2 separate regions of the Homo sapiens genome follow, and region 2 is linked to region 1. A link is a loop called in an ENCODE intact Hi-C map of the cell type or tissue named here. Cell type or tissue: CD14-positive monocyte. All regions are shown on one strand. Each heading gives the region's core, and the rest is flanking DNA. Links, peaks and the distances in the headings are about the cores only.

Region 1 (15,514 bases), core at 4,717-12,716:
TTCATTCATCCCTTTGTTTATATCTGTTAATCTTTGTATGTGTTCATGTATAACTTTTACATGATTGGAATCATAATACATATTCCATTTTAAAATCTCCTTTTTTACACAAAAATACATTGTGAATATTTTTCTATATTATTAAATATCATTAGCTGAACTTTTAGAATTGACTGCATGTTTTGGTACCATTTAGACATAGTTTAAGATACTCAGAAGTTATGTGGCTTTGCCACTATGGATGAATCTTCTTTACTCAATATTAATTACTTTAAAATAACCTCACCTAAGTACTTCTCAGCCATAAAAAGGAATGAATTAATGACATTCATAGCAACTTGGAGACTATTATTCTAAGGGAAGTAACTCAGGAATGGAAAACCAAACATTGTATGTTCTCACTCATAAGTGGGAGATAAGCTATGAAGATGCAAAGGCATAAGAAGGATACAATGGACTTTGGGGACTCAGGCGAAAGGGTGGGAGGGGTGAGGGATAAAAGAATACAAACTGGATTCAGTGTATACTGCTCAGGTGCACCAAAATCTCACAAATCACCACTAAAGTTCTTACTCATGTAATAAAATACCACTTGTTCCCCAAAAACCTATGGAAATAAAAAATTAAAAAAAAATAACCTCACCTAAAATGGACTTCTGTTTTCGGGAATATGAAATAGATATACTCTTCCCAGATCGCACCACTGCACTCCAGCCTGGGTGACAGAGCGAGACTCCATCTCCAAAAGCAAAACAAAACAAAACAAAACAAAAACCCTGAACAAAATATGTAACACAAACAAAAGAAGACTCTAAAGGTCAAGAGAAGAAGGCAGAACTAGGGAACTTGGAACCCAAGAAACAACACTGTGGAAAGTTCCCTGGGTTTTCTTTTGGCCTCACGTATCTGAGACTTGAAACTAACAAAGCCAGCAACCTGGAAATGCCAATAGGAGCAGACAAAAATGTCCCTTCCAAAAGCCTACTTTCTCTAGCCAAAGGCCAGCCAATAGGCAGCCTAGCAAGATAGAAAACTTTGACAATAACTGCTGTACTCCAGCCAATGCTACAGAAAAATACAGCGGCTCCAACCTCACTCCCACCAGCAAAGGCCAAGTGGGGAGCATAGATTTGCTCCCTTCAGAGGGATAGTGAAGTGTTGTATGCCACCTCCACTGGGGTGATGTCAGAAAAATCTGAGCAGGGAGCTGGGAGTTTCATCCACACTGAGTATTCCCTCTGCCTCCTTTTTCCTCTACTTTTGATGTCAGTGGAGACTACATGGGGATTCTAGACTTCCACCCACAGCCACTGGTGCAGTAGTGTCAGAAAAAGCTTAGTGGAGAGTCAGGACTTTTACCACCACTTGTGGCCACCCTGCTCCCTTGGTATTAGAGGAGCTCAGGTGGGGAGAAGCAGCTCCTACCTCTGTCCAGCGGTAACAAGTGGCATCCCCCACCCCAATGTGGCAATGGAAGCTAAGTGACAACCTGGACTTTTACCTTCATTGGCTAGGAATGAGGTGGCACCCTACTTTCCCTGCCAGGACTGTGTCAGAAGAAAACAGCTAAAACAGAAGGTTTAAATAACATCTTGAGTCTTTTAATACCCAAACTGTCCATGTTTCAAATGAAAATCACTTCTTAAACCAAGAACCAGGAAGATCTGAAACTGAATGAAGATAGACAATCAATAGTTGCCAACACTAAGCTGATAGAGATATTAGAATGATCAAGAATTTTATAGCAGCTGTCCTAAGATGCCTCAACAAGCAATTAAAAACATTACAGAATATACTAAAATTACAAATTGTAAAAACAGAAAACTTTAATAAATAGAAAGTCTCAAGAAAGAAAGAGAAAATATAAAGAATAATTCAATGAGAAATTTTGGAACTGAAAAATATAACAATCAATATAAGAAACACAATGGACAGGCTAAAGAGCAGTATGGAGGGAACAGAGAAAAGAATCAGGTAACTGGAAGACAGAACAACAGATATTACTCAATTAGAACAATGTAGAGAAAATAATAACTGAAAAAAAAGGACAGAGCCTTAGGGACCTGGGAGAATATAATAGAAGATATAATGTGTAATCAGAGACCTAGAAAGAGAGAAGAAAGAGATAGGACTAAAGAAGCACTTTAAGAAATAATGACTGAAAATGTTCCCAATTTGGCAGAAGATGTAAACCTACAAATTTGAGAAGCTGGGTAAACTCCAAGGAAGATAAATCCAAAGACATCCATATGAAGACACAATAGAGTCAAACTTGAAATCTAAAGACAATTTTAAAAAGCTTCAAAGTGCTTAGTGACAGAAAAATAACACCTTACTTGCAGGGCAAAAAATAATTTGAATGACAACATATTTCTCACCAGGAACTATAGATCCCAGAAGGAAGTGGTGCAACATTTTTCAAGTGCTGAAAGAAAATAACTGTTAACCTAGAATTCCTATACTTAGTCAAAGTATCCTTCAGGAATCAATGGGAAATCAAAGCCTTCTCAGATGAAGAAAAACTAAGAATCTGTCACCAGCAGATCTGCTTTAAAAGAACAGCTGAAGGAAGCTCTCTACATGGAAAAGAAATGCCGAAAGAAGAACCCTTAGAACATCAGGAAGAAAGAACATGGTCAGTAAAAATACGGATACAATATAACTGACTTCCCTTCTCTTAAGTTTAATTAAAAAAAAAAAACACATGAAATAAACAAACCAAAGACACTTAACATGAAACAATATTTTGAAGCAACTATCATATACAGATAAATGTGGACAGCATTTTTTCTCCATTAAAAATACATAGTTAATGGAATGTGTACTTACCATGTAACTCAAAATGAGAATTTGGCCTTCAAAATAACTATTAGAGAGGAAATTAATCCTAAAAAGATATGGTTAGAAACCATTCTGAAATTTTGTCAAAAGTTTCTTCCTTTCCTGTCTGCTTACTTGCATAATGTATGATGAAGGGATTGGACTTGATTGTCTCAAAGGTCTGTTCAGTTGAGCTCATGGCACTCTTGAATTTTTTTGGCTAAATTTCTGAAAGATCCACAAAATTGCAAAACCTTTAAAAATACTTTATTGTACATAAAATCACATCTTTGATGAATGAGGTGGTTTACTTTATGAAAGAATTTTAAAGAGGTTAAGGAATGATGTTTTCCTGTACTTTCTGTGCTGGGTTCTCTTCCTCCTTCCTTTTTAAGAGTGAGAATGAAGAAATTTAATTTAGATTAAGCATTGAAACAAACAAAAAGCATTGAAGCAAATAAGAAATTAGTCAATATTATAGGAACACTTATTACCTTTTTTTTTTCTGTTCTTCTCTTTTACCCCTTCTTCCTCTTCCTTCCCCTCTTTATTCCCTTTCCTTTTGGAAGCATTTGAGAGTAAGTTGCAATAACTATTACCCTTCTCCATAATTACTTCATTATGCATATCCAAAGAACAAGGGTAGTCTCCTAAATAACAACAATATAGTGACCAGATTCAGAAAGATTAACATTGATGCAATACTATATAAAAAAAATCCAAATTCAAAGTTATTTTCTTTAAACAAATAAAATGTCTATTTTAACAGAATAGGTTAAAAGGAAGGGAGGTCCCATTGCATTTTTATAACCCTTATTCCTTTGCCTCTTTCTTTCAAGTATCCTTCTCAGGGACTGGCATCTGAATGATTTCCCACCCCTACTGGCCCATCCTCTTTCCTGTCAACACTTGTGAGTCTTTCCCGTGTTCCTTCAGGACTCAGCTATGTACTGACAGCCAGTCTTCCTAGCCCGATGTCCATGGATGATGACGATGGCTCCCTATGATCTCACTTTCCCAGGGGCATCGGCAGTTTTTTCAACTACTTTCAGAAATGTGGGCAGTTTATACAGAGCTTCAGAAGCCAGAGGAAGTATTTTGAAGAAAGGGGACAATTGGTATCTCCTTACCTTACTGTAGCAAGTTTCTACCTATCCATAAGCAAATATGAACAATTTAAAGTTCATAAGCAAATGAAAACAATTAAAGTTTAGGGGTAGGAAATGATTCAGGTGCCAGTCTCTGAGAAAGATATTTAAAAGAAAGAGGGAAAGAAATGAGTGTTAAACATTCTATGGGACCTCCCTTCCTTTAAACTTATTTTGCTAAAATAGACAGTTTATTTCTTTAAAGAAAATAACTTTGAATCTGGGTATTTTAGTTAGTATTACAATTGGTATTTTCTTACCTTATTGTAGCAGGTTTCTACCTATCCATAAGCAAATATGAGTAATTTAAAGTTTTCTGGAATTCAGTGTTTTTTGCCATATTTGAGAAGCCAGTGTTTTCAATAGGTCTATAATATTCTGCTGTGGAAAAAAAGCAAAGAAAAGCAAGATACTGAATAATGTTTATAGAATGAGCTCATTACCAAACATAAAGACAGTTTTTCTCTACATCAACATATGCTTGTATGAGTATGAGGGAAAGAACAGAAGGATACACACCAAATTACTAACATGGGTTACCTTAGGAAGGTGGGCTTAGCTTTCTCTTCATGTATTGCTATATTTTTTTACTTACACAAAACATGTATCCTTTTTGTAATTAAAATAAAAATAATACAGTTTTTGAGAAGCAAAATACTCAGAAAGCATATAAAACTTCTGATTTAACACAAAACTCCCAACTACCAAGAAGAGAAAGAAGGCCATTGATAGTATCATGGAACATATTATATGGTACATAGGGGTTAATTGCTTAGTGATGAATGAATGACACAGGATTATCCATGATGAAATATAAGATCATCTTTTATATAAATCTGTTTCTCCTGGGTAAATTTTCTGGGTAGTCTTCATGCTAAGACAAATTTTGCTGAACTCAGGAGAGAAGCAAATTGGGAAGGAAGTAAGATTTCATTTTGGAGAAATAAAACTTGAAAAGGTTATATTCAAGAAGGGAAATGAGGTTTTCTAGTTGGATCCTAGGAAAGGCATTAGCACGTGCATTCTGACTTTTAAAATTCCTTGCCTCAAGTGTCTTCTGGGTCTTATGATTTCTGGACTTAGTACATTCACCTTCTAGGAACATTCTTTTTTCTCTTAAGACACTCTGAATGCCAGACTGTGTCCAGTGACGTATCATCTTAAGTGGTTGAAAGACAAAATATTTAAATTGCCATACATTTTGTCTGCCTCTTCATAGAAATGATGCAAATCAGTTTCATATTTCCAGTGAATTCTTTGACTCTTGTGGTCTCACATAGGGCCTATGAAAAACACAGCTTTTCCCCAAAGAAGACCTTCATCACTTGAATTTTATTAGCCTCCCCAAAGGCCTAGTTTCTGTCTAGTGTCCAGTCTTGGAAGCATCTGCTTTAAATTTCCTTTAAACAACTGTTATATGGAAATGACTTCCTTTCTTCTCTCTCCACTCCTCATCCTAAACTGAGCTGCCCGTCTACTTCTCACTGTAACAATCTTTGATGTCAGCTTATTTGTGGACCTCGCACACAGGAATGGGACAAGTCACCAGCTCAGAAGTCTCAGGACCAGCGACATCAAGAGCAGGAAGTGGCCAGTGCCTCAACTTCACTCCCCTCTCCCTCCTGGAACAGGCCCTCCATCACCGTAGATAATTCATGTCACTGAATGGAACATGTAAGCCATCTCACTTCTTTTTGTCTTCACAAATGCTTTAAACACAGGCTTGGAAAATCTGTGGGCTTCTCACACGTTCTCAGATATATTCCTTTGCACCTAACTGGAGTGAAATGATATGGTGCTCAGTGGAAGGAATCTGGTTGTGCCAGCAGAGGTTGGGGCTATGGAACCATGTAACTGGAAGCAAGCAGTGAAAGAAACCTGGAAACTCCTGTCACCCTGTGCCTCAGTGCAGGCTGGCTCAGCAGCATCAACTTAATGTTCTGTGTGGGATGCTAGCACATTTGTGTTTGGAGCCTGGTAATTAGATTGTGAGCAGGAGGCAAAATCCCAGCAATCTGGTGGCATGGACAAATCTTGGTGTCAGAAGGCATGGTGTGTTGAGGCTTAACAATCTCAGCTCTATTTTTGTCTATCACCCCTTTGATACATGTCAAAAAAAATCCCACCCACTAGTTCTCTTTCTCCTCTCCCCATCAAGATCAAGCACCATAGACAAATTAAATAATAACAATAATAGAACAGGAAAATAATACACCGATGATCAGACATCAAAATGAAATGCAGACCCTTAGAACAACTTTGCTTCGTGTACTTTTAATACATTTTATATGCCACACGGCAATTTACTGAGAGGTGGATTTTAACATACCACATATGCTATTGGCAAGATAAGAATTACTGAGTTGAATGTTGGTTCACTAAATATGCTGAAACCCTTTTACAGTGTAGACTCTGAGGAACAGCTAACACTCTCTTTATGGGCACATTGAAATGAATTGTGCTTTTACTGTATGTCATTGTTATGTTTCAGGGGACATGATTTCACCAGTAGCTTTGCCAAATTTTTGCAATAACATGATTCCACTGTATTTCTATTTTAGTACCACGATCTCATGCCTTGAAGTTTATTTGAAAAAAGAAAACAACATAAAAAAGAGTGAAGTTCAGCCAAATCCAGGTTATTCAGGATTTAAGTTATAATCCAGCATGAAGATTATCCTAAACTTTTGCTTCTCTTCCTCACCTTTAGTATTTTTCATCTTAAGTGGATGTTCCTGCTCAGTAGCATATTTCCCAGAAAGAATCAATGGGATTTAATTAATTTCTTGTGTGAAATGCTGCAGAGATACTTTTTGAGGGAGGGAGAGAGAGAGAGAATGAGAATGTATGTAGAGAGAGAGAGAAGAGAGAAATGGTTGGAAGCTTTTGGTAATATTTTCTGATATGTATAAACTTAAATTACCTAGAATTCATGAGCACTTCTGCTTGCTATCCATGTAGAAGAGATCATTAAGAGATTGCTGTATTTTATCCATAATGTACTTTTCTAACCTAAATTATTAGGAATAGGAATACCCCATCTGCATGCTATGAATAACACCATGTGTGGAGAATCTGCACAGATCCTGAGATAATTGTAGGGATGAAGCTGTCTAAGGAGAAATCCCAGGCCTTAGGAGAGTGTGAACCTTGTGGAAAGATGAACAAAAGGGGAAGAGCCCTATTTTGAATCAAGGAAATCTTAACTCATGAGAATAAAATTAGTGTGAGGAGCCAAATCCTGAACAATCTTTAGTTTCCTTATTTTCTCTCTGATGACACTGTAACTGTCTAACTAAAAAGGAGAGAATCAAGTTAAGGAGCAAAGTATTTGGTCAACCCTTTAAACTATTTGTCGACATCATTTTATAGGTCAGCATACTTGTTTGAATTTTCCATTTGTCTTTAGAATATCTACCTGGAGAGAAGTCGATATTTAACTAGAAGAGATGGACGCTGTTGGGCTAATACAAAAAGTTAAAAATTCAACCCATGAAACATTGGTTTTTATTTCATTAGCAATTTTGGTTTCATTTTTTTTACCCAAATTAGGCTGAAAAATGAAATCAAAATTGCTGGTGAAATGAAGCCATTTTATACAAATAGCACTTTGCATCCTCAAAAAGAGAGATTCCACAGAATGTTCTTGTACAAACACCTGTAGTTTGGGTCCATGTGGAATCTCTCTTTTTCAGGACACAAAGTGGTATTTGTATAAGAACATTCTGATTCTGGATCCACTAGCTGCAAGAAGACCTGATTGAACCAGTGCCTCCCGCTGTGGGTGAAAATCAGCCTGGCCTCTCCTGGGACACAGAGGGGACCAAACTGTCAGTCACTAGAATGATTTGTTCTCACTTTCCAGCTGGCTGGTTTGGTGCTGTTGTTGATGCTGCCACAGTCATTGTAGTGTAGGGTAGGTAACAGACTAGCCTTCCAAGCACCTAGCTTTCCACCTCCTTGCTGAGACTTTGGCTTGGTCTCCTAGAAATGGCTCCTTTTAACCCAATAAACAGGGAAGTGGGTGGGGGGATAGCTGTTTAAAAAGAGCACATTTTAATGGAAAAATGAGGTATTTTCCATTGTGGTAATGTGTCTTTTTTTTTCAATCATAAAATTGCTCAAAAGAGGAAGCAAAAAGAGGAACATGTATTCATTTGTTTCAACTTGAATTTGTGAAATGAGTTCTTAAGAAAGCTAGCAGGCATCTATTTCGAAGAATTATGACTCCTTTTCGACATGTAAATATCGTATCATTTCCACAGTATAATTATCTCCCATGATGATCTAAATTTATATGACTGTAGATTCCAAACGCAGTTATTGTGGAGTTTCAACAAGACCACATATGAGAAAGAAAGAGAGAAAATATCTGCATGTGTCAGTGTTCAAATGACACCATCAGAGACTGTTGAGAGTAAGACAAGACCTCTCCTTTGTGACCAGTTAACTGATACTAGACAAGTATTGTTCTAGCAGGTAAAATGACTCGAAGATATCTTCAAACTTTATATTTTTTAATAACCCCCATAATACAGAATTACCTATGGATGTACATGTTGGAGTACATTCACGTGAAAGTATAGAATCAGACATTATTCAGGCAGACTTTCCCTGTTCCAAATACTCCTTAATTGAGGAACTACCTTGACTACTAATTTTAAATCACAATAGTTCCATGCAGAAGGGAGAGCTAAGTTTTGGGTTACAAAATTTTGAAAACCACCATATAGAACCCACCTAAAATATCCAACCACCAACTTGCCACTGGCGATGGCTGAGAAAGCAGAAGGGAGGCAGATGTGGTTGTTGCCCAGTTGGAAATGATGATACTAATAAGACTTTAAGTGAAGTAAGCAGAAGGAGTTTGGGGCATTTGTTATGCTCTCCTTGAAGCTCTGTTCTGAGTCCTCCCAGACCTGGCTGGAGATTGATTTTCCTTCTGTGCTAGATATCCTACGTGAAAATAACCATGGCAGTATTAATAATAGCACTGTAGCAGCTGTTTGGAAAGTGAGCACCTTCCATACCTTAACTTTCTATTTTGCCTGGTAGATTGCACTCTTTTCCTTTTCACTAGCAGATAGTTCTCTGAGTACGAATCTAAAGAGAGGAGAGCCAAGGCTATCTATATTGCCTATGGTAAGACAGCATAGTGAGACATTTCCTTAAAAATCTGGGAATGACTGCAAATGGCATTGGGAATACAATCATGAGTTGGTTGCCCCTGATGGTAGTTCTTCAGGTTCATGCATAGGAAGCTCCAAGGGAAGGTTGACTCATTAGATGCACCAAAGGTTGGCTTACTCTAAAAATGAACATGTCATGAGCATGCACACAGGGTTAATAACATATATTGAGCTTTTCCTATATGCTAGATTCTTTTTTACCTTCTTATTAAATCCAAACAACAACGTCCCAGTGAAGATGTTGTTATCAACAAGAATATAAGCAGAATGAGTAGCAATTTGGGTTCACTTGTATACAATAAACACTTGGCACATTTGCTTTTCAAATGATTTAATAAATGTTAACCTTATGGATGAAGAAACAGAGTTTTGCAGAGATTGAATACTCTGCCAAATTCCCCCAGCCAGATAACGCCAGAACAGGGAAACAGGCCTGACGCTATGGGGAGATTTTGTTCCCTGCCAGAGGTTCAGCATACCCAAATCCCCTCCCTTGTGTGGGCCCTGGTTGGAGTTGGACACAAGAAAAATTTGCATGAGATATGGAAGGTAGAAGTGAAGCAGCAGCTGTTATGCTCAGAGGATGGACATATGGATGCCAGGCACCATGACAGTGTCAACTTACACGTCATCACTTATCTGCTGGTTCACCTCGTTGGTGTGGGGCAATGGCTGGGTCCACAGCTTCTCTAGTTTTCAGCAGATCTCTTCCTTTCAGTTCTTTGAGTCCTGAGCCATGGCAGGAACCTTGTGCAGCTTCACGGCAAAGGACACCAGTCTCTTCTGCAAGTTATCTATATTGTTGAGGTTGGAGGCCATGAGATACAGATGTGGGTTTTAGTTTGTCTTGTCTCTCTGTTCATGTCCAGCTTGTCTTCCTGATTGCCAGCCTTCTTGACCTCTAGTGACTTCAAGGCTACTGCCAGATGCAAAGGCAACAGCCTCCCATAGGCTTCTTTATAAGTTCCCACAATGCTGTCGAGTCTAACCTCTTCAGTAAACCATTTATTTCATATCACTTGTGGTGGCTGTGCTTCCATGATCAAACTTTAGCTGTTATGGTTTGTCAGACTCCAAATTTCCAGGATACTGCACTCACTGGGAGACTATGAGGGTGAAGGCACGAGCAGGTTTCAGTGGGACTGGAATCCTCTGGCTTTAGGAAACTGAGTACTTCCTTAATCAGATGCTCAGAGAACAAAGCAAGGGGATATACATGAGCAAAACAGAAAATTGAGAAGTCATATCAATGTTTCATTTAGCTTATGAGATTACAGAGCTAGTAATTTCATGGCCAATTATATGTTTAAGATAGGCCAAAAATAAGTTGAAAAAATATTTCAGTGGCCGTTTGTGGACAATATAAAAATGACATTTTTCTGATTTCTCAATCAGTGCTTTTCAGTATCTTAGTCACAGCCTACATTTACATGCCAAACATCTGCATGGAAAGTGAAAATATGCTGTTATAACCTAGATGAAACATCTGGAAGATGATATTTTTCTACTTTTTATTCATTTGGTGTCACATAGATCTAGGCATCAACACATATCTCTTTTCCCTTAACTTTAAAAAAACATGATTTTATTTTTCAGTGCACTTTTTCTGGAAAACAATTTTGCAAGGTGCAAGGTATTCAGATGAAGTGCTGAAATCTTGGCTGTAGGAAAAGTTAAGCATAACCAACCAACACTTACTTCAACCCCAACTGCAACACTTCTGAGACTTACCCTTTGCCATTTAGCACGTTCCTTTTGCTGTCTGCTTGCACACTATGTACCCTGGGACTTTCCTGGTTTTCTCTGCCTTCTGCTTTTGGGGTAATATTGGTTTAACCAATATTAAACCAAGAAGTACAACATTAGAAAGACCCAATTTTCTTACATGAAAGCAAGAAGTTTATTCAACTCATTGCTTCACTTTATTTCTAGGGGCCTTTTCTAGGTCCAGAAAGAAGTTGTCCTTAGCCCTAGACTTTCTGTACCTCTACCCACCCTCCCTTCAGTATGTATGTACGTTGTCTGTCTTGAGTGAGATAATATGCCCATGCAGATACGCTCTTCTTTGTTTTCTAAGCATTAGGGTTGCTGATACACAACAATATTTTTTCTTGGTAGAAGTATGTTCCATGCAATATTTGGGATATATTTTATGCACAATTACTTGCTGTTTAGCTAAAATTCAAATTTAACTGGGCATCCTGTATTTTATTTGCTAAATCTGTCAACCATAGTGTAGATACTTCTCGCATCCCCAATCTCCCAAAGCTCCCATTTTCTAAATCCTGCACACTGACAAGACTTTCAACAGTAAGTTAACTTCTGGACAGCTTGCCAGACTCTCCTTGAGGAATGTGTTTGCCTTCTAGCATTTGGATGAATAATTTAGTTCTGCCACTAAAACAAAACATGAATGGGCATTTGATGTAAACATTATTTTCCTCACTGCTTTGGCTGAAGAGCTGAAGAGTTAGAAAGGTCCTACCGGCAACATCCACCTTTCTGAAATGCACTGCTTGCTCACAGACTTAAGGTGTAGCTTGAGCTGTTTCTGGGTTACACAGCTTTTCTTCTATTTCCGTTTTTTTCTTCTTCAAAGTTTCTAGTCTTCTTTTCTTACAGAAGTATGACCTCTCTTCAAGTCTCAACCAGGACCAACATTTGTGCCATCCAGATTTTGCGACCCAGAAATGGCCATCTGACCAGTCCATGGAAGGCCTTCCTAGACTGGAGTGTGTATTCTTATGACCCAGATCACATAATACTGACAGAGAGGTATTTGGCAGTAACATGGGTAATAATGGTAAGGAAGGGTATATGGACTACGATTTATAAAGGCTTTTTGAAATTAGCTTGAAAATAACACTTACTGGGATTTCCCACATTTTAAAACTAACATGCTTATTGTAGAAAAACATGCAAAACATACAAAAGCTAAAAGCAAACATAACAAAACAATCACTCACAAATTCACATCTTGAGATATTCACTGTTGTTATTTTTGGTGTATATTTATAATATTTTTCTATAAATTTATTTGTTGTTTCAAAAAAGTACCATATAACACAGAAATACACAGCAACTTTTTTTTGTGATTTAGCAATGGATTTTGAACATTTTTTTCTGTGCAGAGTACATGTGTATGTCAATAATTCTCAATATTTTTTGGGTTGCAGATCTTATTTAAGAAAGTAAAGCTGCTTCTTTCACGAAAACAACTATACAGGTACCTAGAGGATTTGGGTACAATTTCAGATCATTAAAATACATCTGTAGATCCTAAAGATAAAGAAGTCCTGTTCTAAAGTATCACAACTAATTTGAATGACTGACATGGGATATTTTGAGGCTTCCAGTAAGAATTTATTTTATATAAGCTAAATAGGCAATTAGACATTTGCTACATTGGGACCTCATATTATAAGATTTTGCTTTTTTTTTTTCTTGGAATTCAGGTTTTTAGGGTAGTGGTCCCCAACTTTTTTGGCAGCAGGGACTGGTTCATGGAAGACAATTTTTCTGCTGAGCAGGGGTGGGAGGTGGGCAGGGTTGGGTGATGGTTTCGGGATGAAACTGTTTCACCTCAGATCATCAGGCATTAGATTCTCATAAGGAGCACACAACCTAGATCCTTTGCATATGCAGTTCACAGTGGCATTTCTGCTTCTTTGAGAATTTAATGCTGCTGCTGATCTGACAGGAGGTGGAGCTCAGGTGGTAATGCTCACTTCCCCGCCATTCACCTGCTGCTGTGCAACCCTGTTCCTAATAGGCCACAGACCAGTACATGTCCACAGCCCAGGGGCATGGCAAGAGGAGACATTAGCAAATATGCAGATTGTCCTGTTTACATGTCAGCTCTGAAGACTGTTGAGTTGATGGGTCTTCCCTTGGTTGCAAGCCAACAGCAGTCAGAAGCAAGAAACCTTGTCTAGATTTCACAATAACCTTGTCACAAGTCTCACGTTTCCTGTAGGAAAGCTGAATTTACCAGCACACTCACTGTGAGTAAAACTGTAACTCTGCTCTGAGCAGAAGGCTTGTGCTGAGGATAAAAACAAATTCTCAGTGGAAATACAAAATTGATCTATTAATTCCTGGATGCTAAAGACAATGATTTTTTCCTGTCTGGTGGCTGTTTTTCTTTTGTATGTAACTTTCAGTTTATTTCCGTAGTTAGGAAAGAGATAAAGCAACTTGAGAAAGCATAGGAAGGTGTAGTCCCCTGAAATCTAAATGAAGCCTGTTTGGTCTTGCAGTTTCCTGTGCAGGTCTGGCCTGGGGCAGGACTATATGGGCATCTGCAGCCCACACAATGTAGGAAAAAGACTGGTAGAATATTATCATTAACTAAAGTAACTATAGATGTTCATTACTGAGCACTTATTGTACAATGGCCATTGGGCTAGGTGCTCTACCTAAATTACATTAAATTCTCACCACTCTAAAAAGTAGGTATCATTTTTCTTTTATGTGGAAGGGGCTGTGCCACTGAATGGGTAAGAGCACAGACTCTGGCTTTCCACAATCTCGATTCATACATATTGGCCTTGTGACCTTGAGAAAGTTACTTAGTCTCCTTGTGCGGCATTTCTTTCATCTGTAAAATGGGGCTAAAACACAAATTTGAATCCAGGTCAGAGTTTCTTTTTTAAATTTATTTTTTAATAAAAAATTTTAATGAGATGTAATTCACATATATTAAAATTTGCCCATTTAAAGTGTACAATACCATGTTTTTATTTTTCATTTTTAAATTTTAATTTTTATTCTTCCAACCTTTTTTTTTTTTTTTTTTTTCTGAGACAAGGTCTCACTCTGTTACCCAGGCTGGAGTGCACTGGGGCGATCTCGGCTTACTGCAACCTCGGCTCACTGCAACCTCTGCCTCCCGGGCTCAAGTGATTCTCTTGCTTCAGCCTTCTAAGTAGCTGGAATTAACAGGCATGTGCCACCACGCCTGGCTAATTTTTTGTATTTTTAGTAGAGACAGAGTTTCACGATGTTGGCCAGGCTGGTCTTGAGCTCCTGGCCTCAAGTGATCTGGCCACCTTTGCCTCCCAAAGTGCTGGAATTATGGGCGTGAGACACTGCGCCTGGCCTTTCCCACCTTCCACCCTCAAGTGGGCCCCAGTGTCTATTGCTCCCCTCTATGTGTCCATCTGTACTCAATGTTTAGCTCCCACTTATGTGGTCAGTGTTTAGCTCCCACTTTAGAACATGCGGTATTTGGTTGTCTGTTCCTGAATCAATTTGTTTAGGATAATGTCAGCCAGGGTTTCTACCCAGGAAAGCCTACTGCCTGATTCAGTCCTTAGCTAAATTGTAAAGATCCCTTTGATTCCTCCCTCCAGCCCTCCTTTCTCACTACAGCACCCTCTCTCCCTATCTCCACTAACAAGATCTTTCCTTCCCTCTCCTTCTTCTCTTCATAACTTCGCTTGCAACTTCCGGTTTCCAGGCTACAGAATGCCAGCTTTCACAAGTGTGAGGACTGCTATGAAAGAGAGGCACATGCATAGCAAGGGCATTTTTAGACCTCCAAAGCCTCAGGAACACAGGAAGTAATTCTCTAATAAATAGATATCTGGAATTGTAACTGGTTGAAGGAAATACTTGGTGCCAAATTCCTATTTAGTGCTCCTCAAAACACACGATGATGGAAAGTGGCCTCCTCCTTTTTCTAAATTAATTGGGCTTTGATATGGGTCTGGAAGAAACTCATGAGCTGCAGTCTTTCATTCAGGAACTTAATAACTTTTGGCCATAGTTGGAATGACTTGTCATGTTTGGGTCCAGCCAATAGGGAACACAGGTCACATCTTTCCCTGCATAAGCCCACAGCCACCCATGCTGTGGGTAGCTGTCCCTTTCCTTTCCCTTCATAAAGTGGATAGGAGGCGAATAAGGCTGAATAGTAATTATAAACATCTGGTGGTTACTTTATGATTAGGTCATGTTAAAGATTTTGGGAAGCCTTCCATCAGTCTCAGTTAATATCTTTCCAATTATGTTTACATTGACATTTACCCTGGGCCCTGTAACTTCTCATTATGCCTTCTGGAGTTATCCCATACGCTCTGGGCGTGGTGAGAAGTTCACCAGGGAGGCAAGGATTACTGCTGCTACTGCTTGATCAAGGGGAAAGGCAGCCAGCAGTTCCAAGGAGCCAGGAAGGGACTGCCCAGACATGAAGAAAGATAATGTGGTTACTATTTTGTCATATACTTTGGCTTTATTTTACCTGAAAGTTCAATGACCAAGATACTAGAAAAAGTCTTCATAGCACTGAGGGGCTGTTTCTGAATTAGAGACACAACTGATAGTTGGAAGCCTGTTGTTTGTGAGAAAGAATTG
Region 2 (15,514 bases), core at 4,912-12,911, 56 kb before region 1:
TTATCAGTATGGTCCTGAAGACAAAGCACAATCAAAGCAATGGTTACCAAGAGGTGAAAGTGGTCCAGTCACAGCAGAAGTGGACCAGTTGAGAGTAAAGTCATGGCAAAGGTTTTTTGGGATGTCAAGGAATTTTGTTTGTTGACTTTCTGGAGGGCCAAAGAACATAATATCTGCTTGTTATGAGAGTGTTTTGAGAAAGTTAGCTACCACTTTAGCAGAAAAACTTCTGGGAAAGCTTCGCTAGAAACCAATTGTCCATGATGACAATGCTCCTGCTCATTACTCTCATCAAAAAGGGCAATTCTATAAGAGTTTCAGTGGCAAATCATTAGGTATCCACCTCACAGTTCTGATTTGGCTCCTTCTGACTTCTTTTTGTTCCTAATCTTCAAAAATCTTTAAAGGGCACCTATTTTTCCTCAGTTAACAACATGCAAAAGATGCAATGACATGGTTAAATTCCTAGGACCCTCAGCGTTTTGTTTGTTTGTTTGAGACAGGGCCTCACTCTGTTGCTCAGGCTGAAGTACAGCCTTGAACTCCTGGGCTCAAGTGATCCTCCTGCCTCAGCCTCCCAAGTAGCTGGGACTACAGGCTTGTACCACCATGGCTGGCGAATTCTTTTTTTATTTTTGCAGAGATGGGGTCTCACTGTGTTGCCCAGGCTGTTCTTGAACTCTTGGCCTCAAGCTGTCTTCCCATCTTCGCCTTCCAAATTGTGGGATTACAGGCATGAGCCATTGTGCCTGATCCTCTCAGTTCTTTAGGGATAGACTGTATGGCTGGTATCACTTACAAAAGTGTATTGAACTTGATGGAGCTTATGTTGAGGAATTGATTTTATTTTTTATTTTTATCTTTAAATTCCATTTTTCCATGAGCTTTTTGAAGTTCTCTTCTATTTGTGAGGGCTTATATTACAGAGTTTAGCTTGTGCCCTAACTAATATGGTGATGAGAGAGGAGTGTGAATGATGGCAAGTGACTATTGAAATGCCAGACTGGGGTCCCAGTGGCCTGTTGGGATTCAAGGTGGGAGGTGGTACCACTCCTTCCATTTTTTTCTTTTGTTTTCCACATTATTTAACATTTCTTTGGTTTTCTATCTCCTCTTTCTCCAAGGCATTTCCCTTCTGTTCTCTTTTTTGTTCCACATCATTTCCATAGTGGTGCTGTGGGAAATCTCTTATAACCTTGATCTTAAGAGAGAAAATTAGCAACCACAATGGAGGTTAATCATATTATATTAGACATCAAGAAGTGTGTTTTATTTTGAAAAAAACATAAGAGTTAAATATAATATTGTGGGTGTTTGTATGCCCTTCATCAAGCTTCTCCCGATGTTAACATCTTTCATAACCTTCGTACATTTATTAAAACTAAAAGATTAACACTGATATAGTACTATTTGCTAAACTATGCACTTTATTAAGTTTCTCCAATAATGTTCTATTTCTACTCCAGGGTCCAGTCCAGTCTACTATGCTACATTGAGTTGTCATGTGCCCTTAGTCTCTTCCAATCTGTGATAGCCTCTTGGTTTTTCCTTGTCTTTAATGACCTTGATACTTTTGATACTATTTGGTCAAGTGTTTTGTTGATTGTCCTTAAATTTACATTTGTCTGATGCTCTCTCATGGCTAGACTGAGGTTAAGGATGTTGGAAAAGAATACACCAGAAGCGAAATACCCTTGCCATTATACCATGCCCAGGGATACATTATGTAACATATACATATACATATACATACACAAATGTCTGTGTGTGTGTGTGTGTGTGTGTGTGTATGTATTTAGTGGTGATGTTAGCATTAATCACTTGATGCCAGGGCTCTTCACTGTACAGTTAATACTTTCCCATTTTCATACTAGAAGTAAGTCCCATGGTTTGATTAGAATCAGTAGAAGTGAGTCAGTAACTTCAGCCCCCATTCAAGGGGAGGAGAATTAAACTCTTTGGAAGGAAGAGTATCAAAGAATTTGTGGATGTAAGTTAAGACCATTTCAGTAATAAATAAATATTTTTTGGAGATATTTTGAGGCTCTATACTATCCTGTTTCTGCTTAAATCTTCTCTCACTAATTTTAGCTGCAGCAATTATTAGTATGTTCTAGTAGTGATTTTCTATTTTTCTCATTCCTTCTATATTTATCATTGACAGTTAGTCTGTCAAGATTTATTCTTTTTTCCATTTACTTATTTACTTAATCACTTATTTATACCAGTATGGACTTGCAGATACTTATTTTAATATTGAAGTTATAATCCAGTACTATTGTTTATTTTGTTGCTCAGATTGTTCCAGCTATGTTTATCAGCAGCTCTTTAAGCTTGGCACCTGTGTCCTTTTAAAATGTTGATCATTTACTTATTTTTATTTATTATTATTATGGGTACATAATAGGTGCATATATTTTTGGGATACATGTGATGTTTTGATACAGGCATACAATGTGTAATGATCAAATAGGGTAGTTGGGGTATCTGGTACCTTAAGCATTTATCTTTTTTTTTTTTTAGGAACATTCCAATTTCACTCTTTTAGTTGTTTTAAAATATACAATAAATTACTGTTAGATATAGTCACCCTATTGTGGTACCAAATACTAGATCTTATTCATTCTACCTAACTGTATTTTTGTACCCATTATCCATCCCCATTTTTCCCCTCCTCCCTGCTACCCTTCCCAACCTCTGATAACCATCATTCTATGCTTTATCTCCATGAGATCAATGTTTTTTTTAGCTCCCACATACGAGTGAGAACATGCGATATTTTTCATTCTGTGCCTGGCTTATTTCACTTAACCTAATGTCCTCCAGTTCCATCCATGTTGTTGCAAATGACAAGGTTTTATTCTTTTTATGGCTAAATAATGGAATAATACATAATTCCATTGTGTATATATACCACATTTTCTTTATTCATTCATCCACTGATGGACACTAAGGTTGATTCCATAGCCTGGTTATTGTGAATAGTGCTGCAATAAACATGGGAATGCAGATATCTCTTCGATATACTAATCCAAGTATATTCTTTTTGATATATACTTGTGTCCTTTTGATAAAGCCCCATTATTTAATTTTATTTTTTATTTTTAGCACATCTTTTCTTTTTGGCACTATTAGAAGGATCATCCTGTTTTCTATGCTTCTGCTCTAGAATCAACCATTTCTCTAAGGATTACTGGTTTCCCTTACTGGAGAATGATATTTAGAAAATAAGATCTGGACACTAGGTGTGCTCATTGCTACTGGGGTGTCACTGCTTCTGGCACCTCTGAGCAGACACAGCTATGAAATATATGTATATATACTAACTCATGAATATACAGATATCTATATTTATTTATGTATCAATCTATCTCTGAACATATTAAATATGAGTTCATTCTGGTATCTCTGATTCTAATCAAACCACAGGACTTATTGTAGATTTCCCTTTGTTGTTTATTTGTAACTTCTTTCTCTTACAGTAGAACACCCAGATCTCATTAGATTTCCTTATTTGTTCCATCCTAGTATACATGTAAAGTCATTTCAAAATTGTTTACCTGTACCCCTGTGAGAAACAACCAGAGTAGAGTGTTCATGTACAGTTATTCTTGCTTGTAGCTTTACCATATGCAAACAGTTTTCCAGTGTTTCACAGATAAATTTCCTTTTCCCTTACCTTTTTCAATAAAGCTTTGTCATACATTTATAAATAGTTAAATTTATTTGTCACAATTTACAGTATGTCTGGGTTCTGCTGAATATCCTGGTTGATTTAAAAAATGTATATAGTGAAGTTCACTCTTTGTGTTGTACAGTTTTATGGGTTTTGGCAAGTTCATAGAGCCATTTATCCACCACCCCAGGACTATAAAGTACAGTTCCAATATCCTAAAAATTCCTTGTATGGTTTCTTTGTAGTCAACATCCCCTCTCTACCCCTGGTAATCACTGATCTGTTTCCCACCCTTTTGCCATTTCCAGAATGTCATAAATGGAATAATACAATGTGTAGCATTTTGGGACTGGCTTCCTTCAATTAAAAATGCACTTGAGATTCATTTATGTTGTTGTGTCACTCAATAGTTTGTTCCTTTTAACTGTTGAGTAGTATCCCATTGTATGGATATACCACTGTTTATTTTATTCATTCACCTGTTGTAGGACACCTGGTCTGTTTCCAGTTTTTGAAAATTGTGAATAAAGTTGAAGTAAGCATTCACATTCAGGTTTTCATGTGAACAAATGTTTTCAGTTCACTTGAATAAATACCTAGGATTGGGATTACTATGGGTTGTATGGTAAGTGTGTATTTAACTATATAAGAAATTGCCAAACTGCTTTCCAAAGTTGCTTTACCATTTTGTATCCCCAGTTAGCAATAAATGACAGTTCCTGTTTCTCATTGTCTCCAGCATTTGGAATCCTCATTTTAAAATTTTTATTTTTGGCCATTCTGACAGATGTATAGTGGTATCTCATTTGGTTTGAACTTGCATTTCCCTAATGATAATTGGGTTGTTTATTTTCTTGTTAGGTTTTAAAAGCTTTTATTTTTTTAAAAAAACATTAAGGATACAAGTCTTTTATCAGATATGTGATCTGCAAATATTTTTTCCAGTCTGTGATTTGTCTTTTCATTTTTTTTTTTTATTTTTTTCAGATCGAGCCTCACTGTGTTGCCCAGGCTGGTCTCAAACTCCTGAACTCAATGAATCCTCCCATCTCAGCCCCCCAAGTAGCTAGGACAATGGGCACATGCCACCACACCTGGCAGTCTTTTTATTTTCTTATCAGTGTCTTTCTAGAACAAAAGTTTCTTATTTTGGTAAAGTCCAATATATCAGTATTTCTCTTTAGGAACTGTGCTTTTAGTATGTTATTTTGAACTTTTAAAGTGCCACAAAACACCATTTAAGTCATAGTATATTTTATCTATTTAATAATGTGCCATGTCATTATGGACTCCACTGTTTTAATATTTATAATATTCATATTTCTGTTCCTACCCTAATTCTTCTTGATGTTTAGTCAAGAAGAATTAGTCTAATATAATCTAAGAAGAATCTAGTCTAATATAAACTAGATGTTGCTATCCATTTATGTCTCTTTAGAAGGTTTTCCATTAATTCAGCGATTGCTTTAAGGGATAGCAAGTTTGAGTGGATTTGGGGGCAGAAGGCTAACTAGACCAGGTGGGAGTCAGCTCTGCCTCAGCCAACTGTGGCAACAGGAGCAGAGGCTCCTCTCTGAGCCTTACCTTTCTCATCTATCCTACTTGTACTTCTCATAGTTGTTGTGAAGAGAAAATGAAATGAAGTAGATGCTCACATGAAGGTATTTTTTACATGTTTCTGATTTTCTGTTTATTTCTGCCCCCAGACTCTGCAATGATACATGAGAGAGCAGAGACCATGGAGGAAAGAGAGAAGGACAGGAAATTCTGGGCTGTGTGGGAATTAAGAGTGCCAGTATGGAAGCTTAACCTGGTGTCCATAGCATCCAAGCATTTGTGGATCCTGTGGCCTCTGCCTACACTTTGGAAGAGGCCTGCCCCTTTCCTCCTGGGGGCTCAGGTTGTCCCTGATTGGAAGGGCATGTGGTAGACAATTTACCGGGGCCCAGGGTGGCCATCCTGGCTACTGCCACCAATTTCACTTTTGCTCATAAAACAGCAGAGAATAGAGACTGTTAAGTTCAAGGTTTTCCTTGAGTTGGTTTCTTGGTTTGGTCACTCAGAATTATAAAAGTCATGGAATGTTATTTCTGGAAGGGACTCTGGAGATACAGGCCTATATTTTCTGATTCCCAATTTAGAACAGAGGATGGGCACATGATCTCCCTGAGGGGTATGTGTGTTTCCTACAAAATAATTAGAGGCTTTTCCCACTTGGTCACCCATTCTTCCTTGTGCTTTTCTAACCCCCAGCCTTGACCCTGGCAGGGCCGTCTCTCTAGGGTGCCTGCTTTCAATTTTTTTTCTCTTTCTGGATTTGTCTTTCAAGAGCCAGCTCAAATGTCTCCTTGCTGTGTAATTTGCTATCTCTGATTCTCTTCCCACCCTTCCCTGGCAAAATGAATCACTCTCTTATCTGCTTTGATATAGCACTTTAATGTAGCTATTTTGACATTCTGTTAAAAGTACACTTCTGTGTATGTCTCCCCTGCTAATGTGTCAGTGCCTAGAAGGCAAGAAGGGTGCTTATCCCCATCCCATAGTGGGAGCACAGAGGCTTGCAGGAATGCTTGTTGCCTTGAACCTGACTCCACTCCTTATTGTAAAGGCAAAGAAACTGAGGATAAGTAACCTGCATCATCCCTTCCCCAGAAATTCCCTTTTCCTAACAATTGATTGACCTGTATTCAATATATCTGGGAGCCAAGGGTCGGTGCTAAATTCTTTCTTTAAATTATTTTTAGCATGGAGAACCCGCGATTACTCTCTATATAATTGGCATGAGCAAGTGCTTAGGACTTAAGTAAGCAGACTTGATAATAAACATTTTGCAGTCTTAAATGCACAAACGCTTCTGCTTCTGGTAAGATTAGTTGACAAAACTATAGGAGGCCGCTAGAGAGACTGTCTGGGATTTTCCTGTGTGGAGTGGACACAATTAGATCTGCAGAATATCTGATCCTGGGAAAGAAAGGCTGACAGTACGATAAATAGGCTGCTACTGCATTTTGATCAGTGTTCCTACAAGCAGACAGACACATTCCCTCATTCACCATGTCCAGAAATCCAAAATTTATAGATCTCTTCACTTGCAAAATGCTCCTAAACCAATTTTATTTCCACAGACTTGACCTTTGGCGTTTAGACTTTCTCCCCATTGGCAAACCCAGGCTCCATTTTATCCTGCAGACGGCCATTTTGGCAGTTTCCTTAACAGCTTAAGGAAAGAACGAGAAGTCTACATATGGAGACCTCATCCCGGTTGCCTAATGGATTCAAAAGACATCCTGAATATTCATCATTTCTCCTTTTATGAGCACCTTGGCAATTCTCTCTAAAGGCGAAGGCTGCAGTAAATTCAGAAGTGCCATTTAGTGAATACCAATCTATCTTCAATTCAAGTCTAACTTTTTTCCTGCTCCTCGGCACACTATGGTAGCTCCTGAGAACTCAGTGAATGCAGGGCATTGTCTCAGCTTGGGGGAGGCAGGATTGTTTGTGAAAATCCAAAGCCTGAAGCGGTGGTCTGCTCCTCAGCCTGCTTGCCTGAGCTGTATGCACTTACCTTGCATTCTCTGCAACTCCTTTCCTGGAAGCTGGAAACCTTTGGGGAAAATGGTAAAATCATGCTGGAGTGCTTGGCTTGGTGACAGGGCTTTTAATCAGTAGTTGTAAATTGGCAAATATTGTTTAGCTCTGTGCCTGTGATAGTTCCCTTAGGTGTGCTTGAGATCCATCACAACATTCCCCAAATGTGTATCCCCCAGGATACTGATGTGGGTACTTGTTCAACGGTGGTAGCTACAGACAGAGACAGAAGCCCTCTGATTATTTTTGTTCATTCGAACAGTTCAGGCTGCTTGACCCTGAGTGTGACTACAGAAGGTGCAGCGGGAGGTGGCTGTGATAGTCTCTGCTGTGGAGCCACTCTGTCTCCCCACAGGCTCTATGCTGGTAATTGAGCCTTTTCTCCCACCCAACTTCAATGTCATCCACATTAACTGCACATTGTTCATCGATTTCTCATAGTTTTTCTCTCCTTCCTGAAAAAATTGGGGCCTGAAATCTCAATCTCCATTAGCTTTTGTACCTTTTTACTCTAGAACAGAAACACATGTACTTATTATTTATCTGTTTATATTAGTATGTTCTTGAAATTTAGACTTTCAATTTCATCTCTCTCTCTCTCTCTGTCTTTTTTTTTTTTCTGAGATGGAGTCTCGCTCTGTCACCCAGGCTGGAGTGCAGTGTTACAATCTCAGCTCACTGCAACCTCTGTCTCCCAGGTTCAAGCGATTCTCCTGCTTCAGCCTCCCAAGGAGCTGGGATTACAGGAGAACGTCACCACATCCGGTTAATTTTTGTATTTTTAGTTAAGACAGGGTTTCACCATGTTGGTCAGGCTGGTTTTGAACTCCTGACCTCAAATGATCCGCCACCTCGGCCTCTCAAAGTGCTGGGATTACAGGCGTTAACCACTGTGCCTGGCCTTCATCTCTTATTCTAGAGACATTATTTCTTGGACAAAGTCAAATAATTGTCAACCCATAGGTTTGGGCCAACCCATGCTTGGGTGTTGGCCCAAAGTGTTTCTTTCCCTAGTGACCTGCCTTTCCTCCACATAGATTGTTAAACTTTCCTCTGAAGCCAAGAGGCTATGCCATTTCTCTTTCTTCCTTTATGCACCCCAACTGTCTTAGTGAATTTAAACAGCTTTTGAGCCCATCACAGAGTTTGCACACCATGGCTCACAGGCCACATCTGGCCTGTGGACCTGTTTTCCTTGGCCTTTGTATTGTTTTGAAATGTTTTCAATTAGTTGCCAACATTTACAAATTGGGAAATTTTACATTAAAGTGTCCAGACTTTGGGAGCCTCATGAAAAATCAAAAAATCTGAAAACCTTGAACCTGCATTTCTATTCAACAGTTGGCTGGGACTGAACAGATGGGGAAGTGTTAGGAGCTGTGCATGTACTCACTAGTTTGCCACAGTCCACACTACTGCTAGTATTTTATGACTCCTCTGTTCACTCTCTCACTGACCTGCCTGGCTGCTGTAGGCATTTGTGTTTGTGAGGACTGGTCTAATAGAAGACAGAAAATCTGCCTAGGAAGATTATATTTTCTGTTTTGTTGCCCACCTCCTCCAATTATTCTTCTTATAGGAAAGAAGGAATCAAAGGGATCTAAGGAAGATTTGTGACTTTTACCAATTTAGGAGACCTTATTGGAAGTTCACTAGTTTAGGAAGGAAAGATGGAAGTCTCACATTTTGGTTTATGATTATTATTTTTCTCATACTCAGAGACAGCTCTTGAACTTAGAATTATGCAATCTTGCAGCAGGAATTGAAGCAGGGTGCATAAATCAGGAACAGACTCTAAAGCAATATTGGAAGAATACAGTTCAGAAGCAATCAGCCTACAGAATAGGAAATGGCGTAGGTCTCATCTGAGGCTAGGTGTGAGTGAATTCCGTCTGGCCAAAACGTAGTACCCACCAAGGGGAGAGAAAATAGATAAAAGTGGCTAATTATCCCACAGATAAGATTAAGGATATTAAATTGCCTTCTAAATTCAGGGTGTTTTGTGAAATTAAGGGGCCATTCATCTTGTTCTTTTTATTGATTAAGAAGCAAGAGAAAAGCTTTTTAAATAGTTTGCTTCCTTGTGTTGAATAGTGAGTGGTAGAGAAAGTTGGAACCTCTTATACATCCTACAAATGACAGGCTGGTGCAATGACATGGCATGACTTTGAGAATGGTGCATAAGGAGAAGAATCATATCAGTGCTTACAAGCAACCTCTTCAAAATTTTGACTTACTCTTAGATTGTTCTTCTGCTGAAGTGACAATGCATTTGGGTACTCTGTATATATACCAATAGGGAGGTGGTAAGTGGGGTAGCTTTGCAAACTTTCCTCTGGACCTGAAATTCCAGCATCCAGTAAAGTAGGAACTTTGCATCTCCTGCTACCTGAACTCTATGTGGTCTATTTGTGGATTGGAAGGGTTGGAAGGAATACTTTGGACCTCTGTTGGTGTCAGATACGATGACAATTGAGCAGTCCTCCCAAAATTTGCTGTCTTGTTTTTATTTCATGTTATGCTAAGTCAAAATCCATATGTTGCACTCATATTTTAAACACAGGTCTACTTCTTGCTTTTTGAATTTGGGAACATTCTGATTATCAGACCCACATCCTCTCCAGGGCACTTAGCCTTGTGACACTATAACTCCCAATTTTTGGAAGTGACTCATAACGTCTGCTTATACTTCTCATTCAGTGTCATGGTTGGGTCCCTGTTGGCTTTTGATTTTAAGTGCCCGACTTGTAATCCGCTCAGCCTGAGAGAGAACTTAGAAATCGGAAGTATTTTATGTTCCAGGCTGTAGACCTTATGAGGTGATGACAGTGTTCTATAGGGATATCTGTTCTGCTTTTCCTATTGAAATCAGTGAAGGAACTGGAGCAGAGTGCTTAACAAGGGCAGAGAGCAAATGAAACTGCCTTGTGATAAAGCTGAGAATGTGATGATGGCGTGTATCAGCACAGCTCAAGGAGGGGACTGGCTAAAAAGCAGGTTGGAGAAAGAGGGAGGAAGTGAAGGTTTCTACACATATCCAAGCAAGAGAGAAAGCCAAAGGTGCCAAGAAAACCATATATATATTACATTATCAATTATATATATATGCATATATATAATTAATTTGAATAGCCCAAAGGTGTATGTTTTTAATAGGAGTGAGTGGGGGCCATTTAAAATGGGTCAAGTGCAAAGCAGGTCAAGTGCAAAACGGGTCAAGTGCAAAACGGCTGGGGCTGGGGGTCACAGGCTGGGACATCACTGGACTGAGGGGTCAGGGGTGAATTCCTGACTCAGGCTATTCTCAGCGTGTCTGCTTTCTGTTTAAAAGCTTTCTATTTGAAAAAAAAAAAAAAGACAAAAACCTGCTTTATTTTTTCCTTTGAAAAAGCAATAGCAAAAAGTATCACGGAATATCTTTAAAAATCAGTCCTTCTTTTAAACTTTTTTTTCTTTTTTTGAAGAGCCACTTCAATTTCTCCTATAGAAAACTTTCGCTAATAGATCTCATGAACATATTTGGTTCCCTTATTCCTCTCTTTTTGTAACTCTCTTGTTTATGTTGCCAGTCATACAGATGACATGTCGTTCTGTTGTGAATTCCCCATTATGTCGTTAGAATGAACATCCATTCTGCCCATTAACATGTAGTCTTTATATCTAAAGCTCTGGTCTCTAGAAATGTAACCCAATGAAAATAAACGCGTTGCGTTTTGGCTGAAAATCAACATGCCTTCATGATCAGTAAGCATTAATTGTTTTTGGCTTTGACAACAAATAAAGCTATTTCAAGGTTTCTTTAAACAGGCCTTAAATTTGTTGGAGGGTGGTGTAATACTTAGAGCATCACAATAAATATTTGTCTGTTAGAACACTCATTCATAAATGAGTAAATATGCCTTATGCCAGGAACTGAGGATGGGCCCTGGAGATACAGGAGGGAATTCCTTGTCTTCTAGGAGCTAACACTTATAATTTTGAGACTATAATTTTATCTTTATTTGGGATAAGAAATAATTACGCATTACATGTTAGAACTCAGCGCAGTGCAAGTACATTAGAGACATTTCTTAGCCTGTGTGCAGTGATTGGTTAACCCACCACAACTCAGGCAGGTCTACAAAAGCTGGATTGGTTTCTATTTAGTCTCCATGATCATTAACTAGAAATTGCCACTGAGCAATTGCTTTTGTTATATTTCCTCATGGGAGTTCTAAATTAAGGTCACTCTATACTAGCTTTACAGTCTTGGGGTTAATATAAGGAACTGGAAGTTTCTGCTTCATGCTTTATGTTTCTCCATTTTGAGACTCATTTAGAAACTTAAATTTGGAAATATATAGTCCTGTGTATTTAGCAAAGGATGCAATTTATGTCAATGGATATTTCACAGAAAAATAAACAACCTTGTGTCAAGTAGGTTTGGTAAATATTGAGTAAAACTATCTTACCTTTTAGATTGGTGCAAAAGTAATTGAGGTTTTTGCAATTAAAAATAATTGTAAAAGTAAAAATACAATTAAAAGTAAAAGTAAATCGATTTTTTTTAGGGTAAGACTTCTCAAAGACTTTAAGTGCTAATGTGCATTGTGAATCTTTAGGATTGGGTTAAGCAAAATTTTTCAAATATTTTTGGCTGCACAATATTTATAAGGAGGTTTCTCAAAGCACTTTCTGTGGGTCTAGTGTTTTATGAAATCTATGTTGGAAAGAAGTGCAATGACCACACGCTCCAATCCAGAAGACTTAGACTATAAAGAGGCTCAATGACTTGCTGAAGGTCCTGAAGACAGCCAATAGCTGCTGGGACAAGAACTCACCATTTTGTTAGCAGGCTAATGTTCTTTCCACCATGGCATGGCATTCCTTTTTATTCCTTTCCTTTTTTAGTACCTTTTCCCCACCTTGATGGCTTAGGCCTACTGGTAGCTTGTTATGTTTTCCATGTCATTTAGGTCCCTTTGAAATAGTAAGAGTGGCTCTCTCAGTTCCTTGTGTTCTGATCGGATTTTTTCCCTCGAACAGCTAAAAGTTGAGCACATCAGCTAGTTCTAGGCAACACCTCCACTCCCTCACCCTTAACCTGTCCTGGAGGAGGCTTTCACTTCAGTTCCTGCTGCTGCTTTATTATAAGCATGGATCCCTTGTTAATCCATCCCATCCATGTCCTGTCTTCCCACTAAGCTCAAGGTCAAGATATACTAATTTGAACTCATCATTAGATTTGTTTGTGCTCTTGGGTCAATTATGTTTGTGATCACTCTGAGTTCTATTCTCCTAAGCAGATTTTGTTGTGTTTTGTTTTGTTTCATGTTTTTGGAGACAGAGTCTCACTCTGTGGCCCAGGCTGGAGTGCAGTAGCATGATCTTGGCTTACTGCAACCTCCGCTTCCTGGGTGCAAGTGATTCTCGTGCCTCAGCCTTCTGAGTAGCTGACAGGCACGTGCCACCTTGCTTGACTAATTTTGTGTGTGTGTGTGTGTGTGTTTTCAGTAGAGATGGAGTTTCACCAAATTGTCCAGGCTGGTCTCAAACTCCTGACCTCAGGTGATCCACTGCCGCCTTGGCCTCCCAAAGTGCTGGGATTACAGGCATGAGCCACCATGCCCGGCTTCTCCCAAGCAGATTTTAACCTTGCTACACATAGGATCTTCCTCTGATCTTATCACTGTCTTCCATCCCAATTCCATTAGGATCCGCTTCAGTATTTTGAACTCTTCTGGCTGCTGCAATATGTTATTAACTTATGTGATATCCATCTGTAATACATACCAGTCTGTGACCATTAATGAGAAAAGAAAGTTGGTGATAAAAATTTTGTCACTGCCAAAAAGAAGATTTGCATCACTTATTTACCCAGAGGCTGTCAATGTAATTAAAAATATGATGAGGTGCTGACTGAGACACCAAATAGCTGACTGGGCAATAATTTTAGTGATTTCACTTTACTTTGGTTATTTACTTAGCTGATTGATTGTTTTGTGACATTTTATAAAAGAAAATACCTATTAAATTTCTATTCATTTGTACGTGTTTGCTGGCCTTTTCTTTCTTCAGTAGTTGTATCCTACTGTTCTCAATTCCAAGTTTTAATAAGGTTAGGGTAGAAAAACTATTATATAAGTAGAACCATGAACTATTTTAATGCAACCATTTGCTTAACAAATAAAACTAAACTTACCTTCAGAGCGAGATGAAATTTCTTTTTCAGTGCTTCTGCTGGAGATATTGCCTGATGAAGAAAAATGGTCCTGTCTTTATCAGGAGGTGTTGTCCTCCTATACCCAAGCAAGATTAAAAACTAGGCCTTCAATCCCCACAAATGGATAAAGAAATTAAAAAAAAAAAAAAGATTCCCATACAGCCTGGCTTTTTATGTAATCCTTTACTTCCCTTTGGAGGAAGGTCCTGTTCATTGGCTAGGACCAACAAGAGACATATTTAATTGTTAATTATTTGTCTTTGCCTTTTTTTAGTGCTATATTTATGATTAGAAAAGCTTGTTTAAAGCATTATGGCTAAAAAAAATGTAGTCAAATGTACTGGAGCTCTTAAGGAACTTTAATAGGCTATCAAAAACAGTGAAGATTTATTTAATGTCTCCCTTCCAGGAGGATATATTGTTGGTTCAGCTGCAACTTCTTAACTTCATCATATTTTATATACTTTGGCCATCATGAATTGCCACAAGGCCTGTTGCATGGTGTGATTTAAAATGTGTTCTGATTAAGTATACAGAAGTGGTCCTGTTCCCCAATGGAGGAAGGAGAGGAACATCATAAATATACATTGTTTAAGTGTAAATTCTACTTCTCACTCATAGGTTATATTGTACTTGCATGTTTTATGCTCTGTTGGTACTTAAAAAAATCATTTCATTCAGGGACATTTCCAGAGATCTAACCAAGAGCCAGGCAACAGGGACCTACTTAGAATTCTTTCCTTAGAATTTGTAATGGGGGCAAAATAAGGCAACGAGAGGAAGTAAGTATATAGTATAAAGCTCTTCTGTTGAATTACATATAATGGGCATACATCTGAGTCTATGAGCTCATATGGGCAAGATATTTACTTTTTTATTTCCTCACATCAAGGCACCCAACTTACCTGACTGGTAGAAATTTTATCTTGGTCACTTGTTGGGCCAATTTGTTTTTTCTTGGAGGGTACCAGAATCTGAGAGGCTATGTGAGGCCAAGGAGATGGATAAAAGGCCTCCCATCTCCAGGATTCCATGTTCACATTGACATTGACATTCTTATGGTCAAACCAGTGAGTATTCTTGATATATGGCTGCTCTCTGCTTTTATGCTGGGTGTGAGGCTCAAGTATTTCTGTAAGCCTGGGATCCTGAGAGTCCAGGTGTCCTTCTCCAAGAAGTTCTACTAAATATCCTGGCAAGGCCTTGCTACTTCCCCACGCACCACTGCAGAGAGCAAAGTGATCCACACTGGTCCCAGACCCTGCAGACCTTTTTTCTTCCCAGAAGAAAAGATGACTTCCCAGAAGTCATCCTGGCAGGATGACTCTAGGACTCAAAAGATTTTCCATCCCTGGACCCCTCTGGACATGTAGAATGACCTCAGCCTTCTGGGCATTTCTGCTCTTGGTTTTGCTGTTCAGTCTACTAAAGTCACTGAATGAAGGCAGCCCAAAGGTATATCCACCTGTTGAAATGGGGGCAAGTGATTGTGACAAGAGCAGAAATACAGGGAGAACAATAACACATTCACAAAAACTTTGCTCTGGATGGGTAGAGATGTTAAGACCAAGAGAACATGGCAACAAAAGTGGCTTGAATTGGGAAATTCAGGTAAGTCCTATTTCCCCCTGTTGACTCAAGAACTCTGTTGACTGGAGAACTCTGTGTACCCAGTAGAACAGTTCATGTAACATAAGCATCAAAATAATCAAGGGCTGAAGAATAAATAAAAGACGGGCCCCCAAACTCTCCAGTGAAGAAAAAAAGATATAAAAAGCAGTAAAATGAAGATCTGTTTTCTTTTTTTGTGGGCCATATCATCTTAATAAGTCCCATTGTCTGATTTATTGGTCCCATCACTAGAGAATCCAAAGCTTCTTTGACCTCCTAGGTGATTTTCAAGTTATAGCCACAGCCCTGATTCTAAAATCTTAGGTAAAAGGTACATATAGACTTGTCCCAGTTATTACAAATGAATATGGTGCATATACCTTACATTATAAAATACCCACTTTGTATTTCTTAAGCAAAATTCATGAAGACTTTCA

The links. A loop is a pair of places that touch in the nucleus more often than their neighbours do. Peaks named below come from ENCODE experiments on the same cell type or tissue, not always from the same donor. Only the 100,000 strongest peaks of a DNase experiment are listed, where the experiment ranks them.
Region 2: it touches region 1 in a loop (1.9-fold over the local background); 4 of 110 quality-filtered maps call a loop at or near these places.

The regions. Positions count from the first base shown.
Region 1 is chr1:221,061,461-221,076,974 of GRCh38, forward strand. It overlaps LOC101929750 (a long non-coding RNA gene), which reads left to right. Exons shown (of 7, transcript XR_001738479.2): 3 at 5,499-5,642. Among named protein-coding and RNA genes, the nearest start is that of HLX-AS1, 190 kb to the left of the region's middle. RefSeq lists a silencer at 7,684-7,733. In CD14-positive monocyte, for the core only: no CTCF peak of the experiment used is centred there; DNase peaks (open chromatin) are centred at 8,101, 10,581 and 10,941; H3K4me3 peaks cover 2,005 bases; H3K27ac peaks cover 1,512 bases.
Region 2 is chr1:221,005,431-221,020,944 of GRCh38, forward strand. No RefSeq gene overlaps it. Among named protein-coding and RNA genes, the nearest start is that of HLX-AS1, 130 kb to the left of the region's middle. In CD14-positive monocyte, for the core only: no CTCF peak of the experiment used is centred there; no DNase peak of the experiment used is centred there.